3 separate regions of the Homo sapiens genome follow, and all the other regions are linked to region 1. A link is an interaction called in ENCODE POLR2A ChIA-PET data of the cell type or tissue named here. Cell type or tissue: GM12878. All regions are shown on one strand. Links, peaks and the distances in the headings refer to the core of each region. The heading gives the core; the rest is flanking DNA.

What was found. Peaks named below come from ENCODE experiments on the same cell type or tissue, not always from the same donor. Only the 100,000 strongest peaks of a DNase experiment are listed, where the experiment ranks them.
Region 2: POLR2A ChIA-PET joins it to region 1 with 5 read pairs; 7 of 35 experiments call an interaction of 5 or more read pairs at or near these places.
Region 3: POLR2A ChIA-PET joins it to region 1 with 7 read pairs; 2 of 35 experiments call an interaction of 5 or more read pairs at or near these places.

Annotation. Positions count from the first base shown.
Region 1 is chr10:74,830,503-74,835,504 of GRCh38, forward strand. All of the region lies in intron 1 of KAT6B (lysine acetyltransferase 6B), which reads left to right. Among named protein-coding and RNA genes, the nearest start is that of KAT6B, 6.4 kb to the left of the region's middle. In GM12878, for the core only: no CTCF peak of the experiment used is centred there; no DNase peak of the experiment used is centred there; H3K4me3 peaks cover 184 bases; H3K27ac peaks cover 713 bases.
Region 2 is chr10:74,959,776-74,962,275 of GRCh38, forward strand. KAT6B (lysine acetyltransferase 6B) reads left to right here. Exons shown (of 18, transcript NM_012330.4): 4 at 195-303. Among named protein-coding and RNA genes, the nearest start is that of SNORD172, 61 kb to the right of the region's middle. In GM12878, for the core only: no CTCF peak of the experiment used is centred there; no DNase peak of the experiment used is centred there.
Region 3 is chr10:73,803,000-73,805,499 of GRCh38, forward strand. It overlaps NDST2 (N-deacetylase and N-sulfotransferase 2), which reads right to left. Exons shown (of 15, transcript NM_003635.4): 9 at 1,774-1,870; 10 at 894-1,017; 11 at 575-749; 12 at 190-360; 13 at 1-82. NDST2-ZSWIM8-AS1 (NDST2-ZSWIM8-AS1 readthrough) reads right to left here. Exons shown (of 18, transcript NR_182658.1): 9 at 1,774-1,870; 10 at 894-1,017; 11 at 575-749; 12 at 190-360; 13 at 1-82. Among named protein-coding and RNA genes, the nearest start is that of ZSWIM8-AS1, 2.9 kb to the left of the region's middle. In GM12878, for the core only: no CTCF peak of the experiment used is centred there; a DNase peak (open chromatin) is centred at 1,112; H3K27ac peaks cover 2,030 bases.

The sequences.
Region 1 (5,002 bases), core at 1,168-3,667:
GGTTAGATGATGAATTGTATGGTCACCTAGTCATAAGGTATGCTTGTCTTCATCTTTACTAAGTACCAAACTCTTCTAAAGTATTGTACCAGGTTACACTCCCTCCAGCAATATATGAATTCCCTTGCTTCTCGCCCTCTCCAATCTCAGCCTTTTTAGCTTTTATGATTTTAGCCAATATGGTAAATTTTGCGTTTACCTGATTAGTAATCAGATTGCACAGCTCTTCATATATATATATATATATATATATATATATATATATATTTTTTTTTTTTTTTTTTTTTTTTTTTTTTTTTTTTGAGACGGAGTTTTGCTTTTGTCACCCAGGCTGGAGTGCAGTGGCGTGATCTTGGCTCACTGCAACCTCTGCTTCCTGGGTTCAAGCGATTCTCCTGCCTCAGCCTCCTGAGTAGCTGGGATTACAGGTGCCCACTACCACAACCAGCTAATTTTTTGTATTTTTAGTAGAGATGGGGTTTTGCCATGTTGGGCAGGCTTGTTTCAAACTCCTGATCTCAGTTGACCCGCCCGTCTTGGCCTCCCAAAGTGCTGGGATTACAGGCGTGAGCCTCTGCACCCGGCCAGCTCTTCATATACTTTTTTAGCCATTTAGATAGCCTCATTTATAAAGTTCTGTTCAAGTCTTTCCCACCCTGCTTTTAAAAGTTGGGCCTTGTATCTTTTATTGCTATTTAGAAGTTCTTTATTTACTGTGAATACAAGTCCTTTGTCATGTGTGTGTGTTGCAAATACTGTGGCTTGCCTTTTCACTCTCTTTATGGTGTCTTTTAATGAACAGAAGTTCTTAATTTTAATGGAGTCAAATTTATTGGTCTTTACTTTATGGTTAGTGCCTTTTGTGTCTTGTTTTAAGACTTTTCCTACCCTGAGGTCAATAAGATATTCTCCTATGCAGTACTATCTTTTTAAAGCTTTGTTGACCTTAAACAATGTATAACTATGAGTAAAATACACTCTTCTTGACCCCAGCCTCACCATTACAATCTATTTTTGCTTTCCTTCACTTTTTTCTGTTCTCTGTCTTGAATTTTTACTTCTCTGCAGCTATAACTAAGAGCCAGGTGCTGACTTCTCCTGTCTCTTAGGAGAAAATGGTCATATAGACAGAAGTTCAGCCAGATTAGATTTTACAGGTCTCCAGCTGACTGTATTGCCCTTTTTCCTTTTATGAGCTAGCATTTTATTGTGTTCCTGCTATGTGTCTGCCATCATCCTTGCTGCTTTCATATTTGTTATCTCAGTGATTCCTCTTAACGGTTCTGTAAAACAGAGAAGTATTCTCATTTTTACAGAAGAGAAAACAGAGACTTAGATTGATTTAGTAGCATGTCCAATATCCCCTAGCCTAGGTAGCTAGCAGAATGGGGACTGGATCCCTGACTCTGATACTTCCCATCACAGCACACCTACTTGTTGATTAAAATGTCAGAAACCTGTTTTTTGATAACATCCAAAACCAAAAAGAATAACTTTCTTACTCTTGATGTAACATGCCTTAAGTAAAGCACACAAAGCTAACTATTGTGAAACTGGATAAAATACCTCTCTGTATATAGCCAGTGGACCTTAAGTGGTCCATGGCTGGATGACAGAAGGTCTGTTAACCCTTAAAAATGTATACCAGTGTATATGGGTACATGTGCTTATTTTTTAGAGTAGAGCTATAATATTTATGAAACTCTCAAAAGGGAACCTGAATTTTTCAGGGTATCTGGATATCTGGTCTGAAGACATCTGTAATACAGTTAACAAAGAATCCTGTAATAATCTCTCTTTCAAAAGAATCATAAAAAAGTTAAGATGTCAGATTTTTCTCAGCCAGGTGCAGTGGCTCATGCCTGTAATCCCACTACTTTGGGAGGCTACAGTGAAAGGATCCCTTGAGCCCTGGAGTTCAAGACATGCCTGGGCAACATAGGGAGACCCCCGCCTCTATTTTTATTTATTTATTTAGATTTTTTGGTATCTTCATTTTATCTTATTTATTTTGTTGAGATAGAGTTTTGCTCTTGTTGCCCAGGCTGGAGTGCAATGGCGTAATCTTGGCTCACTGCAACCTCCACCTCCTGGGTTCAAGCAATTTTCCTGCCTCAGCCTCCCAAAGAGCTGGGATTACAGGCATGCGCCACCACGCCTGCTAATTTTTTGTATTTAGTAGAGATGGGGTTTCACCATGTTGGCCGGGCTGGTCTCAAACTCCTGACCTCAGGTGATCCACCTGCCTTGGCCTGTCGAAGTGCTGGGATTATAGGCATAAGCCACCAAGCCTGGCCTTGTATCTCTATTTTAAAAAGTTTTTTAAAAATCACATTTTTTGGCCGGGCATGATGGCTCATGCCTGTAATCCCAGCACTTTGGGAGGCTCAGGCAGCTGGATCACAAGGTCAGGAGCTCGAGACCAGCCTGGCCAACATGGTAAAACCCCGTCTCTACTAAAAATAAAAACAACAACAACAAACAAACAATGGCATGGTGGCATGTGCCTGTAATCCCAGCTACTCAGAAGGCTGGGGCAGGAGAGTCGTTTGAACCCGGGAGGCGGAGGTTGCAGTGAGCCGAGATCACGCCATTGCACTCCAGCCTGGGCAACAGGGCAAGACTCTGTCTCAAAAAAAAAAAAAAAAAAAAAAAAATCACATTTTTTCCCTTAATACATTATTCTCGGTCTTTGTCATCAAAAACCAACTAAAGCTAATTTGTAATTAGGGAGAAATCTAGGATTGAATAGGAATTTTTAAATGCCAAAAAAAGACACTCTAAATTTAGTTGATTATTTCTTAAGTGAAAGTGCTTAGTTATAATACATCATTACTAATCAGTGTACCCTGGCTCCAAAGACCTGATGACTTCAAATGACTTTTCATCTTGTCTCTAAATTCCTCTGTTTTACAAGGGATCAAATTTCCTGTGAGGTTCCTAACAGTGTGATTAAATTTTAGAGACTGAAACTATTGAGCACTTAAATGCAGGGATAACTATGCAAACCTAATTCATGGGTTTCACCAGGAGATTTGGGACCTGTCTCTACTAATTTATGATGATGATGTTGAAACTAATCTTTGCTAGGGATTATGGAAACCATAATAGTTTATTGATGGTTCAGTTATTGTTTGTTGAAGCACATTTACACAATTATAGTTTAATGACATAACAAGGATATTGTCAACTAGGAGAGCATGACATGAAAAATTAAACTTGCAATTAATATAATATGTATTAGTTGAAATGATAATTTTTATGGTGATTTAGCCTCTTAGAAATCCTTGGAAAACATTATTAGCTTATGAATTGAAAACTCTCTTTGTTAATGAGTAGTGGGAAAGAACTTAGTGTTACTCTAAAAAGATGGGGAATTAAATATTCAGTTCAACCAGCGTTTTATTGAGTGCCTGCTCTGGGCTTGCTGCTGAGTTAGGCTCATAAATATAAGTTGAACAAGATTGATGTTTGCAGAGATGAAATACTGGTTGCTTTTGTTTTTTCTTTCAATCACCCTTCCCTCCAGAGTAGATGGCTACTATTGCCAGAGTGATTCAAACATTCAACAGGTTTGTGTGTGTATGTGCATGCCCTTCCCTGTGCATTATGGTGTCACCTGCTCCTGCAGTGGCTTCCTATTCATCTGTCACGTTCACACACCACAGCTTGGCTTTTTTCACAGCCAACTTTATTTCTGTTTTTTTTTTTTTTGAGATGGATTCTGGCTCTGTTGCCAGGCTGGAGTGCAGTGGCGCGATCTCGGCTCACTGCATCCACCACCTCCGGGGTTCAAGCAATTCCCCTGCCTCAGCCTTCCGAGTAGCTGGGACCACAGGCATGCACCACCACGCCTGGCTAATTTTTTGTATTTTAGTAGAGATGGAGTTTCACCATGTTGGCCAGGATGGTCTCAATCTCCTGACCTCGTGATCTGCCCGCCTTGGCCTCCCAAAGTGCTAGGATTACAGGTGTGAGCCACTGTGCCTGGCCTATTTCTGTTTTTCATTTTTAAATTATATTTGTCTTTTTTAGAGACAGAGTCTTGCTCTATTGCCTAGGCTGGAGAGCAGTGGCACAATCATAGCCCACTGTGGCCTCAACCTCCTGGGCGGCTCAAGAGATCCTCTTGCCTCGGTCTCCCGAGTAGCTGGGTCTACAGGTGTACACCACCACAGCCACCTAATTTTTTATTTTTGTAGAGGTAGGGTCTTGTTGTGTTGCCTAGGCTTGTCTCGAGCTCCTGGCCTCAAGTAATCCTCCTTCCTTGACCTCCCAAAGTGCTGGGATTAGAGGCATGAGCCATTGTGCCTGGCCCAACTTAATTTCTTTATCCCTTTTGAGCATATACCTGTTCTAGTCAGGCACATGGACTTGGTGTCCCTTTTGTTTGACAGCTCATTCTTAGCTTCTGTTATTTCACTTTGATTTCCTTCATTCATTCCCCGATACATTTATTTAGCAAATAGGCATTGAAACCCTCTTATGATCAAGTTGTGGTCTTGGGAAATCTTAGGGTATACAAAGATGAATCAAGCATGAATCCTGTTTTTAAGAATTTTATAGTCTAGTAGGGGTGACAAGGTTAATACACAAGTAAGCATAATACTAAGTGGGAAATGAATGTCAAAACAGTAAAAAAGCTAAAAGCTTCCTGTTAGACAAAGATGTTTGGGGCTTTTGAGAAGTTGTTTGCACTGGGCCATGAAGGATTTGAATTTGGGCAGAGGGACGGTGGGGCACTTATCCAGGCTCAGCATTATCTTTCAAGGTTCAGTTTCAGTCCCATCCATCCAAGAGATGTTCATCCATCCTCCACGTGGTTTCAGCAAGGTAGTATAGTCACAGTTGTTTCCAGACTTCTTCCTTCTGTAATCAGAGGAACACTTCCTTTAAAGCGAATCTTATGGGGAAGACAAATATATGTAAAACAGTTAAAGTGGAGCTGCACTGTTGGGTTCAAGGTGCTGCAATGGCCCAAAGTTTAACCCACAAGGGGTAC
Region 2 (2,500 bases), core at 1-2,500, 130 kb after region 1:
GAGACTTCGTCTCAAAAATAATATAAGAGTTTTTTTACTAGCAGAAAGTGTTTATTTAAATACGTTATTTAGCAGTTTTTCTTTGTTAAAGAAAGAAGAAGCTTTAAGTGAAAAATGTAAAAAGCTTTTGATTTTAATGTTTTTACTTTTGAAATGGAAAAGTGACAGTATTTTTTATTTTAATTTTGTCATAGCCCCGTGCTGATCCCATTCCAATATGTAGCTTCTGTTTGGGGACTAAAGAATCAAATCGTGAAAAGAAACCAGAAGAACTCCTCTCTTGTGCAGATTGTGGCAGTAGTGGTAAGTTGTGTTTTTCCTATGTGTTGTACAATGACTTCCCATTATCATAGCTTCATGCTATTTGTCTCTCTATTAAAACTGTATTGTTATTTAAGGCAGTTATATGGTAATAGCATAGGCTTTAAATTTTAAAAGAAAAAGTAAGGAATAGAGAAAAAAGCGTGAGTATGTTAGTACTGACATATGGATATTATATATGCTTATATAATACTATACATATTTATGATTAAGCTTTTATTTTATACCAGCATTGGTAATTCAGTGTGGAGATGTCTGCATTATAGGTAAATTCCATGTAGAGAATTCTAAGCTTTCAAGCTGAGTACAACCCCATCTTTAAAAATTAATAGCAAAAAATAAGTAAAAATTAAGCTTTTTCTGTTAATCTTCAAATTTTTTCCCCAGACTACCCAAACTTTTTTCTCCAAAGTCTTGTTTTAAAATTCATGACTATTTCTCTAGTTATAGTAATCTCTAAAAAAAAAAAACAAAAACAAAAATCGACAGAACACCATAGCTAATTCTTGTTTGGGAAGTCTTGAGATATACTGGCTAGGAGCAAACTCAAGAGCCAGCCATAGCCCAGTTCCTCTGCCTTGAGTTAGTTACTTGATCATTCTGAGCCCCTGTTTCCTCATTAGAAAATTAGAGATAATGGCAGCACCATCCTCTTGGGTTTTATGGGAATGAAATGTGAGGGCACAAGTAAACACCCTGGCACAAGGTCTGCAGAACTATGGTAAGTGTACTACAAATGTCAGCAGTGTTATGGTTTAGCATGTTTGATATTGTTATCCTTGATTGCTGCACGTAATTTAAAATCTTATCATCACTTATGACAGCTGCTTGATGGTTGGGTAGAAGAAATGTTTCATGCTGAGGAATGACAGTGTTGTGTAATGATTCTTATTCCTTATATGAAGGTTTAACGTGATAGGCCCTTTGTGGTTCAGCAGCTTTCAGGTGCTGACTAGAAGGGAGAGCCTTGGAAATAAGACATTTCAAACCCTGCTTGAAAAATGCATTCTGACAGTCTTTTTGATGGGCTTTACAGATTCATTAAAATTCTTTTACCTGGCCATGGCATCATGGATAGTGACAAAAGGGCATGGAAACATTATCTGTACGTTCAGTTTAATACATTTCAGCCCCACGATATCCCTGTTTTATGCTGGTGAGGTAGTGCCTCACTCATCAGTTCTGACTCTGTCGTTATCTTTTGGGTTTTCTCACGAGGCTCATTCTGAATGAATTATTCTTTTGTGTAACTGCCTGATCAATTTAGTGGTGTTCACTTGTCTAGGGTTTACCCTTTGTGGCTTTTAAGGTGGTACTTTAAAAACACCCTTCCCTGTTTTTATTTCTTTAGGATCTATTTGTCTGGGTGCCTAGACAGATTAAAGATGTACTTAAATGTGGGAAGAAAAGTTCCCTTCATATATTTCCTTACCTCTGGTGATACACTTACTTGAGTTGATAAGAAGTTCGAGATCATTATCTTCTAGATCATAACTTCAAGGCCTCCTTCACAGGGTATAAAGGTGTAATTCTAAACAGGTAGATCTTAGATTTTCTGATGTAATCAATCTCCCTTTGTCTTTCCCGGATTGAAGACCTGCCAGAGGGGAGGTTGATCTCCTTTATGTTTGAGGTCACTGAAAATTTCTTTCCCCTGGTGTTTCTTACTTTTCGCTCAGACTTTTTCAGGGTAAAGCCAGGGGTGTTTAGGTACAGTGTTATGTTTTCTCTGTTCAAAAATATCCTCTTGTTTTCTCTTTTAACAAATGGAGAATAATGACTTGAGGATACTGTCCAGAGGGTTTATGTGGCTGGTGTGGTTTTGTGAGCCAGTCTTCAAGTGGAGAGAGCCAGAGGCTTTGGGGCCAAGGTATGGGTCATGGCAGAAATTCAAGCCCTGGGGTCACCATGTCTCTTTGTTGGGGATAAAGGATGCCTCAGAGTGCTTCTCTGGACTCTGCGATGGGATCCGGCTCTAGTGTTGAAGTTCACTTAATCTTCCCTTGAGTGTGCTGTGCCAGCCTGGATTTGGCTGCTTTAGTCAAAAAAACTATTGTTCCTAACGCAGGGAAATGCTTTGTACATATTTATTCATCTGATAAATCAGAAGAATAGACTTTGTTGTTTTTTCCTCTTTAAATTGAAGGGTCAAAATAAAATATAGTTCATTTTAGGGAGT
Region 3 (2,500 bases), core at 1-2,500, 1.0 Mb before region 1:
GTGTGATACCCAGGAACTTCTGGATGCTCTCCATTGAGGCTGCTGGGTTGGTACGCAGCTCTTGCCCATCCACAATCAGCAACTAAAAGGACAGGGATGTGGTTCCCTCTATATTCCTAAGAAGCCTCTGGGCTGAAGGGAAGAAGAGGGGAAGGGGAACCCCACTGAGGGCTCTTGTGGGGATTATACCTGTCCAGAGGGGTAGTAAGTCAGCCAGCGTTGTAGATGGGTAGAATAGTAGCCAGGGACAAGACAGCGGTTCTGCAGGGAGCGTAGTGCCAGAGGGGTCTGGGAGGAGGCTGAAATCACCTGATAGAAGGTATAGTTCAGAGCAACTGGGTCTCCATGGGCTCGCTGATGCTGAAGGACAAAGAGAAGGAAGGTGAAGGACTGGTGATTTGACAGTATTCTGCCCTTACGCTTGGTCTGGAGACAGACAGCACAGCACGGGTACCCGTCCCCAAGGCACTAGTTAAGTTTCTCAAACCTCACTCCTTTCTCCCTCTCTAGCAGTCACTGTCCCCTCCCCCCTCCCCCCAACCTTTAGCCTGTGTGTCCCTAGCTTCAGGCAGACCTGGTACCAGGAGTAGGCCCTGTCAGCAGGGTTGGTGAGCACTGTGATGATCTTGGCTCGTGGCAGGAGGGCAGCCCCCCGCCGTGGTACAACTTCAGAGTCAAAGTAGGTGGCACTTTTTTCAAATAGGAAATCAGTGCTGGCATTGGAAGGAACAGGGAAGAAATCCATGTACCTAGGAAGTAGCACAGAAGAGAGAGAAGCAGAAAAATATGCAGAGTGAAGTGGCCAGAAGTCTGTGCTGAGGGAAGCTGGAATGGGGTATTTTGGGGGAAGGGAGTGTTCCTCTGAGAAACATTCAAATGGGGCCCAGTCTCACCAGTCAATACCCTTGTGGTAATTAGGGCTGTTGAAGAACTGAATCTCCTCAAATGTGCTGGGGCTAGGGAAGCTGCTAGTTACAGCTGGGTGCAGGCTCAGGAAGAAGTGAATAGCTGTAGTCCCTAAATGGGAGAGAAAGACCAGCTTCAGGCAGCCATTGTGGGAGGGAAGCCAGCTCAACAGCATAAGCTTGAAGGAAGTGAAAAAATAACCACTCTGGGTAGGAAAATCCCCTATGGCCAAACTACAATGATAGGAGGCAAGTCTGAGAGAGGCCCAGGGAAGGGCTAAAACAGTGGTTCTCTGCTTTAACTGTGCACCAGAATGACTTGTGATCTTGTAAAAACACCACAGATGATTCTGATATACAACCAGGGTTAGGAATCACTGCCTCAAGAGACTGGATCAATGAGGGGTGGGTATAAAAGGAGTTCCTTTTTTTCTCTCTTAAAAATTCAAATTAAGGCCGGGTGCGGTGGCTCATGCCTGTAATCCCAGCACTTTGGGAGGCCAAGGCAGGCGGATCACTTGAGGTCAAGAGTTCGAGACCAGCCTGGCCAACATGGTGAAACCCCGTCTCTACTAAAAATACAAAAATTAGCCAGGTGTGGTGGCACCTGCCTGTAATCCCAGCTACTAGGGAAGCTGAGCAGAATTGCCTGAACCTGGGAGGTGGAGGTTGTAGTGAGCTGAGATCGTGCCACTGCGCTCCAGCCTGGGCAAAGAAGTGAGACTCTTATCTCAAAAAAAAAAAAATTATTAAAATTAAAAATACTTTTTTCACTCCTGTGATTACCTGGAGAGAGAAGAGAGTTCCTTGACAAAAGGATCCTTTGGGTTTAAGGCAGGGCAAGAGAAGTTAGCTAAGGATACTTCACCTGTTTTCTGGGGTCCCACAATGAGGAACTTCGGGAGACGATCACAGGTTTTCTCCTTGGACCAGATATCTTTGTGCCTCTTGTCATCACAGGGATTCTGAAGCCAGGGCCAATAATCAGATAAGGCCTATTTTTTTTTTTTTTTTGAGACGGAGTTTCGTTCTTGTTGCCCAGGCTGGAGTGCAATGCATGATCTCGGCTCACTGCAACCTCCGCCTCCTGGGTTCAAGCAATTCTCTTGCCTCAGCCTTCTGAGTAGCTGGGATTATAGGCAATGTGCCACCATGTCCGGCTAATTTTGTGTTTTTAGTAGAGACAGGGTTTCTCCAAGTTGGTCAGGTTAGTCTCAGACTCCTGACCTCAGGTGATCTGCCTGCCTCGGCCTCCCAAAGTGCTGGGATTACAGGCATGAGCCACCGTGCCCGGCCTGGCCTAGTCTTCTCTTAAACCCCCACCCCGGCTGGGCGCAGTGGCTTACATATGTAATCCCAGCACTTTGGGAGGCTGAGGCGGGCGGATCACCTGCAGTCAGGAGTTCGAGACCAGCCTGACCAACATGGTGAAACCCCGTCTCTACTAAAAATACAAAAAATTAGCCGGGCGTGGTGGCGGGTGCGTGTAATCCCAGCTACTAGGGAGGCTGAGGCAGGAGAATCGCTTGAACCTGGGAGGTGGAGGTTGCAATGAGCAGAGATTGTGCCATTGTACTCTAGCCTGGGTGACAGAG